2 separate regions of the Homo sapiens genome follow, and region 2 is linked to region 1. A link is a loop called in an ENCODE intact Hi-C map of the cell type or tissue named here. Cell type or tissue: transverse colon. All regions are shown on one strand. Each heading gives the region's core, and the rest is flanking DNA. Links, peaks and the distances in the headings are about the cores only. Region 1 overlaps CYP19A1 (cytochrome P450 family 19 subfamily A member 1). Region 2 overlaps TNFAIP8L3 (TNF alpha induced protein 8 like 3).

Region 1 (8,337 bases), core at 155-8,154:
TTGGGACACATTAAATTGCAAATCCTGGCCTTGCTTTTAGGGGTCTAAGTTATTTGGATGATTGTCTTGACCTGACTACATACGTATTCAGGTACACAGGCATAGTCCATATATTTTTAGGCCATATAGATGATCCAAATAATTCCAAGCTCAAATAAATGTTTTATTCTTTACTAATGTCCATTCTTGAATTCTTGGAATACCTACCTCTTTATTTGGTTTCTGCATCAGTTGGGAGTATCTCTGAGCAGGAATGTCTATTCAGAACTGAGCTTGGGAGTGAATACAGGGAGACAGGACAGGGAAATGGGGATGGAAATAGATTACAAAAGAAAGAAAGTAGCTCCTGCTTTCAGGGAGATTACACTGTCATCTTATACTCAGCTTATTACTAGACAGTAGGATGAAAAGAACAGTCAAATGGGATGGCAATGGATTCAATGACAAATATTTACCTATTTGTAAATAAGTTTAATTTTTTAGTTTTTCAATGACATTCAGTAGAGATAGTTATATTGGCTATATAACACAAGTAAAGTGGTGTTTGGAAAGTTCCTCCATTCATTTGATTTCCTTTAGAAAGCGAATTCCAAGGTGTGCAATTTATCCATGACCACATACAATGATTCAATGAACTAGATAATGTTAAATCTCTCAGGTAACTGTTAAATTTTGAGGTAGGATTAAAAAATACTTCAGGGGTTCTACTCTGACCACGTTCTTTACTGATCTGTTGCCCTTGGCTTTGGGGTCATGGGAAGAAAGAGGGAGAAAATGTCGAGGGAGAAGGATAAGGGGATGAGAGGAGTACCCCTTAGAAGTTTGAGCCCATTGGGTTGGGACTTTTCCTCCCCCAATCACTGAAGCTGTAGTAAGAGCAAATCAATGTCACATTTACAGTTATCTCTTGGTTAGCCACACTAATTGAGCTAAGCAAAAATGGGAACATGCCAAAAGGATTTTTATTTGAATTTGAAGTGCATCATGTGAATTTTTTTTTCTACAGCAGACACAGGGCCCTAATAATACTTAACCCAGGCTATTACTAAATTAGTTTGTATTACTTGATGATTATATATAGTTTGTATTACCTGAATCTACAGGTAACACAATGAATTGTAGCACAGGCAAGTGGCTGAGGCATAAATCGACAGACTGGGAAAGAATTTCCTCTGATTAAACTTTTGCCACAGACAGATCATATGTAGACAAACAGGAATTAATTGGGCTTAATTCACAGCAAGGGTCAAATGCTGAATTTCTAAGCATTTCTCCAAAGACTATGAATGTTGCTTTTCCACCTCCACAGAAAACAAAATTAAAGTACTTTAATTCACACTAGCAGGTGGGTTTGGCCCCAGGTACCCTGACATTGGCCTGGTCTTTCTAATCAACTTGAGTGTTTCTGCCCCAGACATAAAAATCCCCTTGGGTTGAGGCAGTAGAGCTCTACTGGGGAACCAGACATACATTTTGTTAATGAAGGCCTATCCTTCTCAAAGCACATTTGGTGGAATCGGGTCTTTATGGATACGGTTTCTTCACCGACTATTTCTCCCTCAAACTCTTGGCCTCTGCTTTTTCTCTTGTAGCCTGGTTCTCTGGTGTGAACAGGAGCAGATGACAAATAGCACCTAGCTTGGTGACAACCCATAGGAGGTATGCCTATAAAATGCCATGGGCCACTGAGTGTTCACTGTGAGGATGACACTATTGGCAAGGATGGATGATTTGTATGTGAACTACTGATGAGAAATGCTCCAGAGTGGGTACTGACCAGCCTTCTCTAGTGTTCCAGACACCTGTCTGAGTTTCTTGGGGTAAAGATCATTTCCAGCATGTTTTTAGTCTCATCTGGGTGCAAGGACAAGTCGTGTATCTTCTGTATGCTCTCAACACACTGTCCTTGCAATGTCTTCACGTGGAATCGTCTCAGAAGTGTAACGAGGATGGCTTTCATCATCACCATGGCGATGTACTTTCCTGCACAGCCACGGGGCCCAAAGCCAAATGGCTGAAAGTACCTATAAGGAACCTATGAAAATGATCAGACAGTTAGCCAGAATATTAAAGGCTAGAGTCACTCAGTCTCTGTTTGATTCATTCTGAAAACATGGGTCAGTCAGAACACTGTTTTGGGGTTATCAGCTACAATGCCCTCCATCCCCTCAGATGAACAACTGGAACTCAAGCCCTTTCTATGTCCTATTTCATTCACCCCCTGTGTTCTGACCCAACCTCAGAGAGTCCCCAGTTTTGCCTTTCATGTGCTGGGGTAAAGCAATGCAAACCAAATCTTATTACAGCAAGTGTTAGTATAATCAGGTAGCTCTGTGGAATAGCCACAGATTTACTATTGTTTTATAAGTCACTAAGGCAAAGATTATTTTTGTGTGACACCATATAAGAGATAAAGGCAAGCAAGGATGTAGATTCCTGGCCTATTCAGTGCCAAGCATCTAACTATTTGTAGTTATGCAGAAAATTAATGAGGACCACAGCTGTCTTGTCCACATTTGGACTTAGTGCCTGGCATATAGTAGATGTTCAATAAATTTTTGTTGATCAGTTGACTGATTTACATAGCATTATCTGGATTGCCCGTGTAGAAACAAAATGAATTAGAGTACTGAATTATTTAGCATCATGTTTCTACACCATATGCAAATTGAAAAAAGGGCACTTAGGGAACTGCGTACGTAATTCAGATTGAAAAACATATTGCCTAAAATTTGACATAATGAAGGTGGAATCTGTAGTACACATCAATTATAAAAAAAGAAAAACTGTCTCTCTTCTAATTATTAAGTCCTATTTAGAATGGGACCTACTGCTCATGGGGCCATTTGATGAGCCAAAGGCACTTTGCAAAAACCAAATCTTTTGGTCTCATTTGATTTTCATCTGAAGCAGTAGTGGACTTTCCTTTGCTCAGATGGTGCTATAGCTGAATGTGATGACATGATGACAAAGTTTAAATGGAAAAGTAGGTTGGTTGGGTTAAACAAAAATCACTTCATTTTAGCCAAATGAAGGGCCCAGCTTTTTCACATTTTGACCTATTTTGTGGCCACCATGTAGATACTTCTTAGAGCTGGAGACCCAACATCCTTGAAGGCTTGAGGATGAATACGGGAGCCCTGCTCCAAGCTAGGGGACGTGTGTGCTCCTGGTGAGGTGGCAGAGGGAATGAGTAAGAAAAATGAAGTATTTATGGTGCAAACACAAAGAACCAGAGAGGATTTAACAGTTGACATTTTCAAGAGTGGCACACTCAGTTTTAAGGAAGGGCTCTTACATTCTTTGCAAAATTTTCAAGAGTAAATTCATTGGGTTTGGGGAAAAACTCGAGTCTGTGCATCCTTCCAATATTCAGGATAATGTTTGTCCCCTTTTTCACTGGGTAGCCATCGATTACATCATCTTCTAAGGCTTTGCGCATGACCAAGTCCACGACAGGCTGGTACCGCATGCTCTCATAAATGAAGTTTTCCATCACTTTTAATTTTTGTATATCATCAATCTTTATGTCTCTCTCACCTGTGGAAACAGATAAAAGGAACAAAGAAGGTAATGTTAGTTTCCATCTGTGATTGGTATTAAAGCTTCTATTTTTTTCCACAGAACCGTTTGCTCTTGGTTGAAAAAAATTGTGGCTCTAATTCTAATGCACACCAGCAACCAGGGCCAAATATGTTATGCTTGGGCCACAGAGTGTTTTATAAAAATTCAGATATGAAGCCAATTACCTTAAAAACTGGTGGAGTTTATAGAAAAGTCTGAATGTCCAGAAAATTTGGTGATGCTGAACTTACATTCCCACATAGCAATAATGGGCTGACGCTGAGTGGCCAATTACCTGTTTAGAGGGGGCATACATCATACAGTTCCATCTAGACCACACCCAATCTGCTTCAAACATTCATCTCATGTGCCTGCTTTCTGAAATCTTTGAGTTTTTGTTCCCTACTCTAAATTGTAGGGGACATTCATTTCCTCTCTTCACTTACGAGCAAACTGGCACCACAACCATCCCAGAGATGATGCACAGGCTGCTGCAGAGTCAAAGTGAGATGGCAGATTTGATCTATTTCAATGAAATTTTCTCTTCTGGTTACCTGTGCAGTCATCTGCCCATACATGTCACTGATAGTCCCTCTGCATCTCATCAAGAAAGACCTGCAGTAGAGTGACAAGGATGTTCTCCCCACCACGACAAAATAGGTGCCTCAGATCAGCCCTGGGTGAGCTGGGGATAGATGGACACCCTCACTGTCTCAGATTAGCCTGACACTGGTCAAAGAGACTTAGATTATTCCCAGACATGGTAAAGCTTCAGAGATGCCACTTTTGCAGGATGAAAAATAGCCCAGGGTCCTGAGGCAGCCCTGTCTCATATACAACGAAGCCACTGAGGAAAGGTCTAGTTTGGTCAGAGTCTTCTCATGGCCCTTCCTCTTACATACTGCCCTTGGCACACTCAAGGGTCTAATGGGGCCTGTATAGCTGGGGTTGGGAGGTAGAAAAGAAGATGATGGAGAAGGTGACCAAAGGTGCTCACTAGGAAGTAGTTAGCGAGTCTGTGTGTGGCACACAGGAGGGAGCATGGACGCTTGCAAATGGCTCTGCTGCTTTTCCATCTTTGCAGAGGCCTTTTGAAGTGTCAGGGGAACATTAACATGTACACGTACATTTCACCTCTCAAATAAATGGTATTCAATATGTATTAAAGGCTTATGGTTTCTCTGAATGCCCTCCTTCGGTCTCTCTTTACTGTATTGAGCTTGTTTTCTTTTTCCCACCAGACCATGAGCCCCGTGAGTGCAGGGGTGGTGTTGGCTTGTTCAAGGCTGTAGCCCTGCACCTGGCACAGAACCTGAGAACCTGCTAGGAGGCACTCAAGAAAACATGCTGGAATTTGGATTCCAGATGTTATTCTGTATCCTTGCTATCTACCTTGCCTGGAAACTTCCCACCTGTGTGAGGCATCTGCAGATCCCTTCTCTCCCATATTTAACCCTTCGATGAAATTTTCCCTTACGTTTAACTATTTCAAGGAGCACTCCAATGGTTTGAAAAAGATGATGCCCTTCTACAACCAAATAACTTGTTTTGCAGGGTCTGTGTAAAGTCAAGAGAGGGAAGTCCACATTCTGTGATCTCTCTTCACATCTGTAAGAAATGTGTTCCTAAAAGATTACTTATGTGAAGGAAGTGTCAAATGAGGAATTCTGCTTTCTCCCAGAAAGCAAGTTTGATTTCTTTCAAAGATGGCCTTGTTTCTGTAGAAGAGTGGAGCAGGATGAAATTGAAGCAGAGACAGAGTAGTGAGGCGGTAGAGTTGGAGAAGACCTGAGTGTGGACCTGGAAGCTCCCCTGCAGAGGGCAGGGGAGAGGAAGGGGCTAGCATCACTGGATTGGAGTGGAGAGGGAAATGTATCACTACCCTGTCTTTGCTGTCATCCTCTCCTCTTCCTTCTGCCACAAACTGGAAGTTCATTTGTGAAGGGGCTGCTTGAAGCCCAGAAACAGTGCTATAAATGATAGACTATCACTTCCCTGGGACGATAATTTCCCTGGGAGAGTCCACAAAAGTCTTTTGTAACTGACAAGGTAGGCAGAACATTGTATATGATCCCATGTTTTTGTAAAATGGACAAATCCAACCATAAATATGTGTTTGTGGGCAAATAGAAAAAGATTTTAGCAAATACACAGCAAACTATTAACAATGGTTGCCACTGGAGAGGGGAGATGAGGCTGGAGAGGAGAGCGGAAAGGATTGGGGGATGTCACTTACTGCTTTACACATCATTCTGTGATTTAAATTCCTCCCAATGAGCATGCATCATTTTTATGATTAAGAACACAGAAAGAGCTATCTTTTCCGTCTATCTGGTGTAATCAAATGTGACAGAATGTCTTGCTTTATTGTTTGGAGCAAATTATAAAAAATTTCATGTTTGATATCAGATTCTTAGGACATAAGAAATGGACATTCAGAAGAAATTGTTTTTAAGATGTATTATTTATTTGATAAATTCTTACCAATAACAGTCTGGATTTCCTTTATTATTGCCTCTTCAACATTAGGGTGCTTTGCAATGAGAAATAGCATGAAGAACAAAGAGACAGACATGGTGTCAGGAGCTGCGATCAGCATTTCCAATATGCACTGGTTCACATTCTCTCTTGTCAGGTCACCACGTTTCTGAACAATTGGAAGATGGGAAAAATTTGGAAAAGTGAATCAAAGTTTCAAAAAATGAGGGGAGGTGACACTCAAGGATCAACAACCTCAACAAAATGAAATCATAGAAACCACATGTCTCTGTGATTGACTGTGGACATTTTACATGACAATCTTTAGCTGAAAGATGAACGATTAGGCCGACTGTCTATGTATATGTAGTGTCTTTGGCCTCCCCCAACTTGTTTTCATATTTTATACTGTTACACAGAAGAGTCACAATCTTAGCAGTCAGTCTTACTAGAATGTTCCAATCTTAAAAGCCTTACTGAAATATCTAATGTGTGGGCTATTTGGATTGGGATTACAGAACTGCTAGAGAAAGTATTTAAAAGCAGAAATATGCAACAGTTACAAAAGGGGATCTTTACACACCTCTACACAGTCATAACATATGTGGCATGGGAATTACAGTTAGTTCAGGTCAGTACCTCTGCTAAAATCAACTCAGTGGCAAAGTCCATACATTCTTCCAGTTTCTCTTCTGTGGAAATCCTGCGTCTTTTTTCTGCTATCAGAACTTCTATGGCATCTTTCAAATCCTTGCTGGAAAAAAAGTCAAAATATTGTCTATTTTTACTCAGTTTAGACATCTAGCGAAACAGATTTATTTGCCATGTATTTAGGTAAAATGATCTGCTTTAATTGAAAACATTGGTGCTTATGAGTAAGTGAATTACTATTTTATTTCTTCATAAATACCCTTAAATTACATAGACCCTACACTTCATGTTAAGGTGCCAGAGTTAGCTAAGATTTCTGGATACTGGTAGCGAAATCAAGCCTGTGACTTCTAGTTAAGGGTTAAAAATTGATATCAAAAGGCTAAATCTAACAATGTTTTCCAATTTCTGATTTGGCAGGCACAATGTTTAAATTAAAAAAACAAAAACAAAAAAACCTGTGAGTGCTGTCAGGTGCTCTTCAGTTTGCCACAGGAACCTCCATTCCCTTGTCTTACATTCCCATAGCCTGCTTTTTCTTTTTTTCTTTTAACTGAGACAAAGTCTCAATCTGTCACCCAGGCTGGAGTGCAGTGGCATGATCTCAGCCCACTGCAGCCTCTGCCTCCTGGGTTCAAGCCATTCTCCTGCCTCAGCCTCCCGAGTAGTTGGGATTACAGGCACCTGCCACCACGCCCAGCTAATTTTTTGTATTTTTAGTAAAGACAGAGTTTCACCATGTTGGTCAGGTTGGTCTCAAACTCCTGACCTCAGGTGATCCACCCACCTCGGCCTCCCAAAGTGCTGGGATTGCAGGCATGAGCCATTGCACCTGGCCCCCATAGTCTGCTTTTATTTGCCTAGTCCTGAAGACAGTTGAGTTTGAGATTCCTGTTCTAAACAGTAAACTCCAGTGACTAGGTATCATTCTTGATATTTATTCTCATGCCTTGTTAGTTTCTGCCACATTGTAAACACTAATATGTGTTGAATGAATTACCAGCTGCATAAATATGTATAGGCATTTTGGCAGTGTGGTTGAAAGAACACTTGGACGGGGTGGGGTCAGGTCCTAGTTCAGGTTGTTCTCTTTCTATGTAAGATACTTTAAGTCTCTGGGCCCTACATCCTTTTAAAGTGAAGGGATCAGACTGGATGAAAAATAAAGTCACCTTAATCTAAATTCAATTTTTCTTATCTCTGTCCTTAAGTGTATGTGTTCTTTGTAAGTGTATTGTTCCCTTATCTCAGGGAACAATGTTCTGTATTACGTTAAATGTACAATAAATCCATCTTCCAAATTCTAATTGACATGTTCACCTATACACTTAAATACCCTACTGATCCACACATTCATCAAATGTTTGCTAAGCATCTCTTATATACAAAGAACAGATATTCACTCAGCTGGGCTGTGGTGCCCTCTTCCTAGTAGGCTGAGAATGCTCATAGCATTCCCATCTGGGCACTAGCCCCAAATGGTCTGGGAGGTGTTGGAATGCCCCAGCCTCTAAATTCATAGAGAGCTCCTTGAGGGAACTGCAGAAACCTAAGAGAATCCGTTATACAGACTCATACAATAAATTTCTGTGGGTCCAATGGCCAAGACCAAGGCTAAACTAATGACTGAGAACTATGTAATGA
Region 2 (8,337 bases), core at 138-8,137, 140 kb before region 1:
TTTTTTTTCATCTATCCACGTTTTTATGCTTTTGTCTCATTTCATAAGTATGCATGCATCAACATCATGTTTAAATTTCACACAGAAGGTGTCATACTACACAGATCCTTCTACAACTCTTTATTCCACATCCTGTTTTCAAGATTTATCTTGTTTAATCATTTAGTTGCTTATATAAATATATATCTTCAAGTTTCCTCCTGATGGACATTTAAGTTCTTTCCATTTTCTGCAAGGAAAAAGTGTCTCCTTGTGCGCACACACACAACAGTCTCCTGGGGTCTATACCTATAACTTGATTGCCAAGGCCTGCAGCAGCAAGGGCTGCCAATGGCTCTCCAGAGAGACTGCACTCATTTTCACTCCCAGCAGCAGTGTCTTGAGTTCCTGTGGTTGCACTTCCTCATCAACACTTCAAATCATCCAACTTTTTAATTTTTGCCAATCTGATAGGTATAAAATGGTACCTTGTTTTAATATGCATGTTCCTGATTGCTGGTGAGAGTCAATGTATTTGTGTTTATTGGGCATTAAGGTTTTTCTCTTCTGCAAATTGCTTGTTCATATAATTTACTCATTTTTTCAGTTGAATTATATATATTTTTCTTTTTTGTATATTTTGCTTATGATTCTAAGCCTCTGCTGATCACAGGGCTGGCAACTATCTCTTCCCAGTCTGTAGCATTACATTTTAACTTTATTATGGTGTCTTTAATCATACAGAAAGCTATTTTTTTTTTAGATGGAGTTTCACTCTTGTTGCCCAGGCTGGAGTGCAATGGCACGATCTCGGCTCACCGCAACCTCTGCCTCCTGGTTTCAAGCAATTCTCTTGCTGCAGCCTCCCGAGTAACTGGGATTACAGGCATGCACCACCATGCCCGGCTAATTTTGTATTTTTAGTACAGATGGGGTTTCTCTATGTTGGTCAGGCTGATCTCGAACTCCTGATCTCAAGTGATCTGCCTCCTCTTAGCCTCCCAAAGTGCTGAGATTATAGGCATAAGCCACCGCGCCTGGCCAGAAATCTAAAATTTTAATAGTCTAATTTATCAATCTTTTCCTTGATGGTTGGTGGTTTCTGTATCTCATTTTAAAAATTCTTCTCTTGCCATGAGGTGATAAAAGATAACCATATATTTTCCAGAGGTTTAAAGGTTTTGTTTTTCACATTTAGGTCTTTAATCAATCTGAAAATTATCTGTACATATTGCATGAGGTTGGGAATCTTTTTCTCCCCACGATTTATTCTATTTATTGAATAGTTCATACTTCTGCTACCTATCTGGTAGGCCCCTTCTTTTCATATCAGGTTTCTATATTGCATAGATCTGTTTTTGAGTTTTTTACTCTGTTTATTAGACTCTGGTCTATTTCAGTACAAAAACCAAGTTTTCTTAATATAACTCGTAAGTCATGATAGTCCAAAGGGAAGTGCCCCTCCTCACCCTCACTTTATTCTGCTTAGAAACTGTCTTGATTATTCTTGCCTTTATTCTTCCATAGGAATTTTAGGATAATATGATCAAATGCCATGAGCACTCTATGTTGATCTGAAGTAAACTGGGATCCTTTTTTTTTTTTTTTTTTTTTTTGAGACAGAGTTTTGCTCTTGTTGCCCAGGCTGGAGTGCAATGGTGCAATCTCGGCTCACTGCAACCTCCACCTCCCGGTTTCAAGCGATTCTTCTGCCTCAGCCTCCTGAGTAGCTGGGATTACAGGCATGCGCCACCATGCCTGGCTAATTTTGTATTTTTAGTAGAGATGGGGTTCCTCCATGTTGGTCAGGCTGGTCTCAAACTCCCGACCTCAGGTGATCTGCCTGCCTTGGCCTCCCAAAGTGCTGGGACTATAGGCGTGAGCCACCACGCCCAGCCTAAACTGGTATCTTTATGATACTGAATCTTCCTCTCCATTAACATGACATGTCTCTCCATTTAGTCATATCTTCTTCTGTGTCCTTCAATTATGTTTACAGTCATCTCCATAAATCTCTTGCATATCTTTCATTAGATTTACTTCTAGCTACCTTACAGTTTTGGTTGCTGCTGTTAATTTTTTTCTATTACAGTTTCTAAATGGTTATTAATGATGCATAGGAACCCAACTGATCCCTGTATACTTATCTCCAATTGAGACATTTTGCCGAGCTCTGTTATGAGTTCTAATTTATATAGCATCTCTTGGACTTTTTAATGTAGACAACATTGCCTACACAAAATGATTGTTTTCTTTGACCCCCTATTTCTTTTTCCTGCTTTATAACACCGGTAGAAAACATCCAGCACAGTGTTGAATAGCATTACATGGCATCCTGGTCTTGTTCCTAACTTTAACAGGATTGTCTCTAAAATTTCCCTGAGTATGCAATGTTTGCTGTGGGTTTTGATGGATACCCCTTATCAAGTTATCTTCCTTTTATTCCTATTTTGCTAAGGCATTGTTTGCTTTTAAGTAGAAATGTATCCAATTTTAGCAAACAATTTCTTTGTATCCACTGAGATGATCATATAATTTATCTTATAATATGTAAATTTAACCAATTATTCAAAGACTTTTTGATTTAAATCATCATTATATTCCCAGGATAAGCCCTACTTGGTCAATGATGCATATGTATTTACTATACTGGTGAATTCTACTAGTAAATATTGCATTTTGCAACTATACTCAAAAGTGAGATTGGTCTATAACTTTTTCATAGTACTATCTTTGTCAAATTTTGATGTCAGAGAAGACTAGTCCCATAAAACGGATTGAGTAGCTTTCCTTCTTTTTCTGTGTCTGAGAGTGTTTATGTAAGGTGGGGATTAACTGTTTTTTGACAGTTTTAGTAAAACTAGCCTGCATTTCACTCGACATTCTGAGGATATCTTTCCATGACAACAAATGTACTACATCATTGTTTTTTGACAATAGCACATGCCACCATTTTCTCTACTGGTCCCCTCTTGGTAGGTTTCAAACTGTTTCCAGTTTTTGCTATGAAGTATCTGCAGAAAGTAACAACCTAGCAGCAGGCTGCCTGTTGGGGAAAAGGGTGCCTTTTGGCACATGGTAGGATTCCCTTCTAATGCTCCTTCCTAAGTAACAAAGTAACAGGAGATACTGAAGAGGAGCTCCATGAACAGACCTCTGGCTCTGCCCACCGGATCCCATCCCTCCTACCAGAGGCCTGCTTGCCCAATTCAAAGCCAAAAGGAGGCTCAACTCTTCACAAAAATGGTTTTGCCCTAACCCAACTGGCTGAAATAGTCGGGATGACAGCCAAACAGTACCAGAAGTCAAGCCAGCTCTCCCTAAGGGTGCTGCCCTGGCTGCCAGCCATGCCCTGACTCTCGTGCCATAGCTGAATCCAGTGGACCCTCGCCCAGGTGGAAGAGGCACAGCTGACAGGTTGTTTGTTGCCGCTGAAGGTCCCCTCCCACCATGAGCCCCTGGCCAACCCTTATATCCCTCTTGTCAGGGAGGCTGGCCCTCACACCTAGCTCAGTGGTAGCCCTGTTCCTGTGCTGCACTGCGACTGGCCATCTACTTTCCGCATCCGGTGCTGAGTTCTTAGGGATTGATGCTCAGAAGACCTGTGAATCCCCATAAGCAGAACTGCCTACTATGCAGAAGTTACTCAGTATATGTCTTGTATATATGTCTCAGTAAATGAATGACTGATGAATGATTTTAGCGTGTTTGTTCTTGTTCTTTGAGGCTCAGATTCCATCAGTTCAGGACCCACACCTGGAAGGAGGTGCATATTCACAATGTGCAGGTGGAACTGAATGTACTCAAATGCCTTCTGAACTAAGCACAAGGTCCACCCTTTGCCTTTCATACGGAGCTATCTGCTTGGCCCACTTGGGTTCTGCCTGTCTTTGACCCAACAACAGCAGCATCACCTGGGGGCCAGAGGGATTGCCCACCATGCTCTCAGTGTTCAGTTCCAGCAGTAAACCCTTTCTCCATGGCAGAAGCACCCCTCCTTCCTGCCACCCCTGGAGCCTCCCCATTTACGCCCCTTCACACTCATGAGCTATTTTAATATACTCAGGAGCTGTCGGGCTTGGAATAGCACAGTCCACGTTCTGTCTCTCTGGGCAATCCTCTCTCTCTCTGCTGGCAGCTCCCAAACTTTCTCTACCACGGCAGGCACCCAAGAACTCAGGCTCAGAACACCAGACTGCTAACAAGGACACCAGTAGGATGCCACATTCAGAGCCATGGGAGCATGCCAACACCGTAATATGTGAAATTAGTAAACAGTCTAATGCAATAAAAATGTCAGTCTTTGGAATGCTGTAATTTTTGGAGGATGGATGCAGAACCTAAAATGTGCAAAACAATAAAATGGAACAAACTCGTCTATCTTGGAAAAAAGAAACAAAACATGGCCTGTGACAGTGGACTGAGGCTACTGGAAGGTGCTCTAATTAATTAATGTAGTAACATGTAAACCCTCAGCTTAGTGAGCTTAACAACAACTAGACAAACTGTTAGCTGTACTTGAGAGGTCAGAACACACGAGGGAGAAGAAACCAGAAGGTACTTCTGTATGGGAGATGATTTGGCAGACAGCATTATGGCTTCCTCAGTGTTCTACTTGATTTTTTTTTTAGTGAAATATGAATCCTGAACAATGACATTTTTGGATTTCAGTCAATCTGAATGCGGAACAGCAGGAAAGGGACATGTAATATATTGCTTATAATCTCCCTTACATATACTCTGTAGTAAAACTGGTTTTGTTTACGGATTTAAGACAAGTCAAGCCACATTTTTAATATCTGCTGGTGTCATGGTCAATATCTGGCCTGTGGAATGACAGTGTTGAGGGATGTTGTTAGCAGATGGGAGGTGGGATGACACCCGCAAGATCTCCTGAGGTTGGGCTCCTAAGCTCTGCTGGGACCGCTACTGTGATGGAACCACTCTGAGTCCAGGGGGAATCCCATTCACATCACGTAATGGGAGGGGCCAACTAGCTGTGGAGGCTTAACTTCCTGGAAGTTTCTCAGAAATGTGACTTTCTCTCAGGCTTCCTTTCTAAATTAAACTCTAAGGCCACAAATGGCTAAGAATAGAATTTTTTATACTTCATGGTAACGTAAAGAAGTACCACCAAAAGGTTTCACTGTTTTCCAACCAAATCACCAGGTGTGGTCACTCAAAGATGCTGAGAATGGCTGTCCTGCACAATCAAGATGCCAGGGTGTATCCATGGAGTAGCTAGCTCCTCGGATACAGGGAAAACGAGAGAGCCCAGTCCTGGTCCTGACTTTTGCCACTGAGCCAGCAGCAGGAAGTGGAAGACAGAGCCCGGCCTCCAGCCCTGCCCTGCCCCTGCCACCCCCAGCGCACTCACTGTGTGCCATGGGCCCATCTCTTTACCTGCTGGTTTCTGGGTCTGTTAAATGAGAAAGCAGACTAGAAGATTCTGCTAATTTGCTTTCTCAATTTAATAGTAACCCCTTAAGTATGATAAATTGAATTTTTGTCATCATCTGGGCACGCATCAGATGTGCGCTGATGCCTGTGGAGAGGTCCTCCGCGTTCCTCCTCTCCCGTGCTGGATTCCTGCCGCCCCCCATTCTACTCCCGCCATTCTTCGTAAATGGAATCCTCCTGCTTCTTTCTCACTGTGTAACACCTGGGGCATCGACCTTGGAGCCTCCAGCTTTCCTTATCTGTGACTTCCCTCCAAAATGCTGCTCCCTCCCCTGTTTCCCTGGGGCCCTTGACTCCTCCATTAGACCTCAGCCTCCTCTGTCAGTCCTTGGCCTGTGCTCGCCACAGAGCGTGCGGTCAGCAGGCGTCATGCTGGCTCTCCCCAAGGCCTCTTCCTGTGTTGGCCTCAGTGCCCACAGACCAAACCACAGACTGCCAGGCCCCCAGGCCCCGGCAGGCCGCCCTGTGCTGACGTAGCTGTGGGTGGGACTCGTGTCCGAAACCTCAAGGCCAGCCCTTCCCGCTGGTCCCATATCCCAGCTGCCCCGCCTGTCTCCCCAGCCTCTCATCCCGCTTTGCTCAGCGCAGCTCCTCCCTAAGCCAAGCACGCCCTGCTGCCCACCCCGCTCCCATCTTATGCAAGGGGGCCTAGTCAAGGAACCCCCACCTGGCTTCAATTGTTTGTACCCTGGCAGTTCCGAGAGGGGAGACCTTTGATAGAGACAGGAGACAGCCAAGGGGTCCCTTGCAAAACACCCCATTCAAGCCTAAAACAGTCTGAAAGCTGAAAGACCCGACTGCCGGTCCCGTAAGAAACCCGCAACCCAGAGGGAGAACACCCTTGTCTGCCCTCCCTTCCCCGACAGCTTCTCGCTTAATAATATGCACATGCGCACTGGGGGAACAGGGGGCGGAGCCTCAGGATTTCGCGCCTTGGGCAGGGGGAGGAGCCTGGACTCCAGCTCGAGTGTGCTGGCCTGGAATTCAGTCTGTGAGGTGGAAGCCTGTTAGCAGGACCACTTATTTTTTTCTCCGAGAGCTTTCTTTTAATAAATTCTGCTCCCCTCACCTTTCAATGTGTCTGCGGACCTCATCTTTCCTGGTCATGTGACAAGAACCCCGTTTTAGCTGAACTAAGGGGCAAAAACTTCTGCATCACCTTAACTGTCGTGTTCACCGTGGCGTCCCTGACATGTGCTAGGAACTCAATAATATACATTTAAACCTCAAAAAATAAATAGTGATTGGGCAGCCCCGGAAGAGGCCTGAGGAGGGAATGGCCACGGCAGGACAGAGGAGCTGTGGTTTTATTCTTCCCTGGCTTTCACCACAGACTCCTTGGTAACCGCTCTCACCAAGGTCACCAAATAATCTTGTAATTGGCCCTGAGGAGTGTTTGGAAACATGGGAGGGCATTTTCGGTTGTCACAAATATAAGCGGGGGCGGGGGGTTCTAAAGGCTGTTTCCGGGGGGCAGATATGCTAACTACTTGTAATCCTGGAACGCTGAGGGCACCCCGATACACACGGCTTACCTGGTCACCAGCAGCAGGGGACCCTCTGTTGGTCTTGCTTTCCTAACCCCACCTCTTCTGGCCCTCCTTAGCCTCCTCCAGGCCTCCTCCTCCTCTGTCTATGCTTCATGTCTGGGTGTCCTCCTGAGCTCACTCAGGGTCCTCTTCTCTCGCTAGACACTTCCCAAGTGTGAGATGCCACCCCTGTCCCATGGACTGACCCCTGCCCCGCATGTTCCCCAGTCCAGGGGACTCTCCCATCCATAACTGCTTGCCTGATCCCTCCCCCTCCACATTCAACATTTCTCTCAGCTCCTTTCTCCAACCCTCCTGAAGTCCTCTCCTTGTATGATACGTGACTCTGCCACCGGCCTGTGTCCAGACAAGAACCTGGGGACCATCCTTGCCTTATTTCTCTCCCTCACCTCCCATATCTAACGAGGCCTCCGACTGTCTATTCAGCTTCTGTAACATCTTTAAATGCACCTGCCTTCCTCTGCCTCTCTTTCGCTACCTCAGTACAGACCCTCATGGTTTCTTCCCCGAATGCTTGTCTGTCTCCTTGCTCATCTCTCTACCCCAGCTACTGTTCTATTTTCCACACCAGGCTGACAGCAGGCTTCGATGATGCTGCTCCTCTAGAAAAGGCCTTGAGGGGATTCCCATAACCTTCAAGACAGCCCAGACAACTCTTTAGCATGGCACACCAGGCCACTGAACTGACATCTGTCTTCTCTTCACCCTCTACAAACCCTAAGCTCCCAGCTCCAGGCCACAGGCAGGTCTCACCTGCACCAGGCCTGGGTCCCCTTGCACTTTTGCATTTTCTGTCCCTGTGCTGGGACACTGACCTCTTACTCTCTTCCCAGCCCAATTCCTGCTTAGCTTCCAGGGCTCCATTTGAATGACTTCTGACTTCTAGGCAATTTCTTTTTGCAATCACCTGCCCTGTCACTTATCACCTTGTGGAGCAATCAGTCATCCACTAGCTGGATGAGGAATTTTATCACCCACTGGTCTGTGAACTCCTTGAGGGCAGGGACCAAGGCTTATTTATCTGGGCAACTGTAGCTAGGGACTGAAACAGAGAATGTTCATTGCTTGAATGCATGGCTCTCACTCATGACATTTTATTGAAATGCATTCACACTCATGTCAGGAACAATAATGATAATGAGAGCTGGCATGTCCTCCAACCAGGGGCCTGAGACACTCTCACCTGGGAATGGTTGCCACATCACTCACCAGGTTGCTCTGTCACTTCTTTTCTTTTTATTAAGAAAATTATTTTCAAAGTAATACAGGGTACAATTATTTAAAAAGTCAAATCAGACTGAGCATGGTGGCTCATGCCTGTAATCTCAGCACTTTGGAGGCCAATGTG

What was found. Hi-C counts contacts between places; a loop is a spot of excess contacts. Peaks named below come from ENCODE experiments on the same cell type or tissue, not always from the same donor. Only the 100,000 strongest peaks of a DNase experiment are listed, where the experiment ranks them.
Region 2: a loop joins it to region 1, with 20 times the contacts of the local background. A loop is called at or near these places in 1 of 110 quality-filtered maps.

The regions. Positions count from the first base shown.
Region 1 is chr15:51,209,022-51,217,358 of GRCh38, forward strand. CYP19A1 (cytochrome P450 family 19 subfamily A member 1) reads right to left here. Exons shown (of 10, transcript NM_000103.4): 7 at 6,682-6,796; 8 at 6,049-6,211; 9 at 3,299-3,540; 10 at 1-2,035. The coding sequence ends at 1,787. The region is part of intron 1 of MIR4713HG (MIR4713 host gene); the gene reads left to right. Among named protein-coding and RNA genes, the nearest start is that of MIR4713, 29 kb to the right of the region's middle. In transverse colon, for the core only: no CTCF peak of the experiment used is centred there; no DNase peak of the experiment used is centred there.
Region 2 is chr15:51,071,419-51,079,755 of GRCh38, forward strand. All of the region lies in intron 1 of TNFAIP8L3 (TNF alpha induced protein 8 like 3), which reads right to left. All of the region lies in intron 1 of MIR4713HG (MIR4713 host gene), which reads left to right. Among named protein-coding and RNA genes, the nearest start is that of TNFAIP8L3, 19 kb to the right of the region's middle. RefSeq lists enhancers at 5,353-5,909, 6,174-6,468, 7,515-7,674. In transverse colon, for the core only: no CTCF peak of the experiment used is centred there; DNase peaks (open chromatin) are centred at 4,173, 5,917 and 6,343; H3K4me3 peaks cover 625 bases; H3K27ac peaks cover 2,148 bases.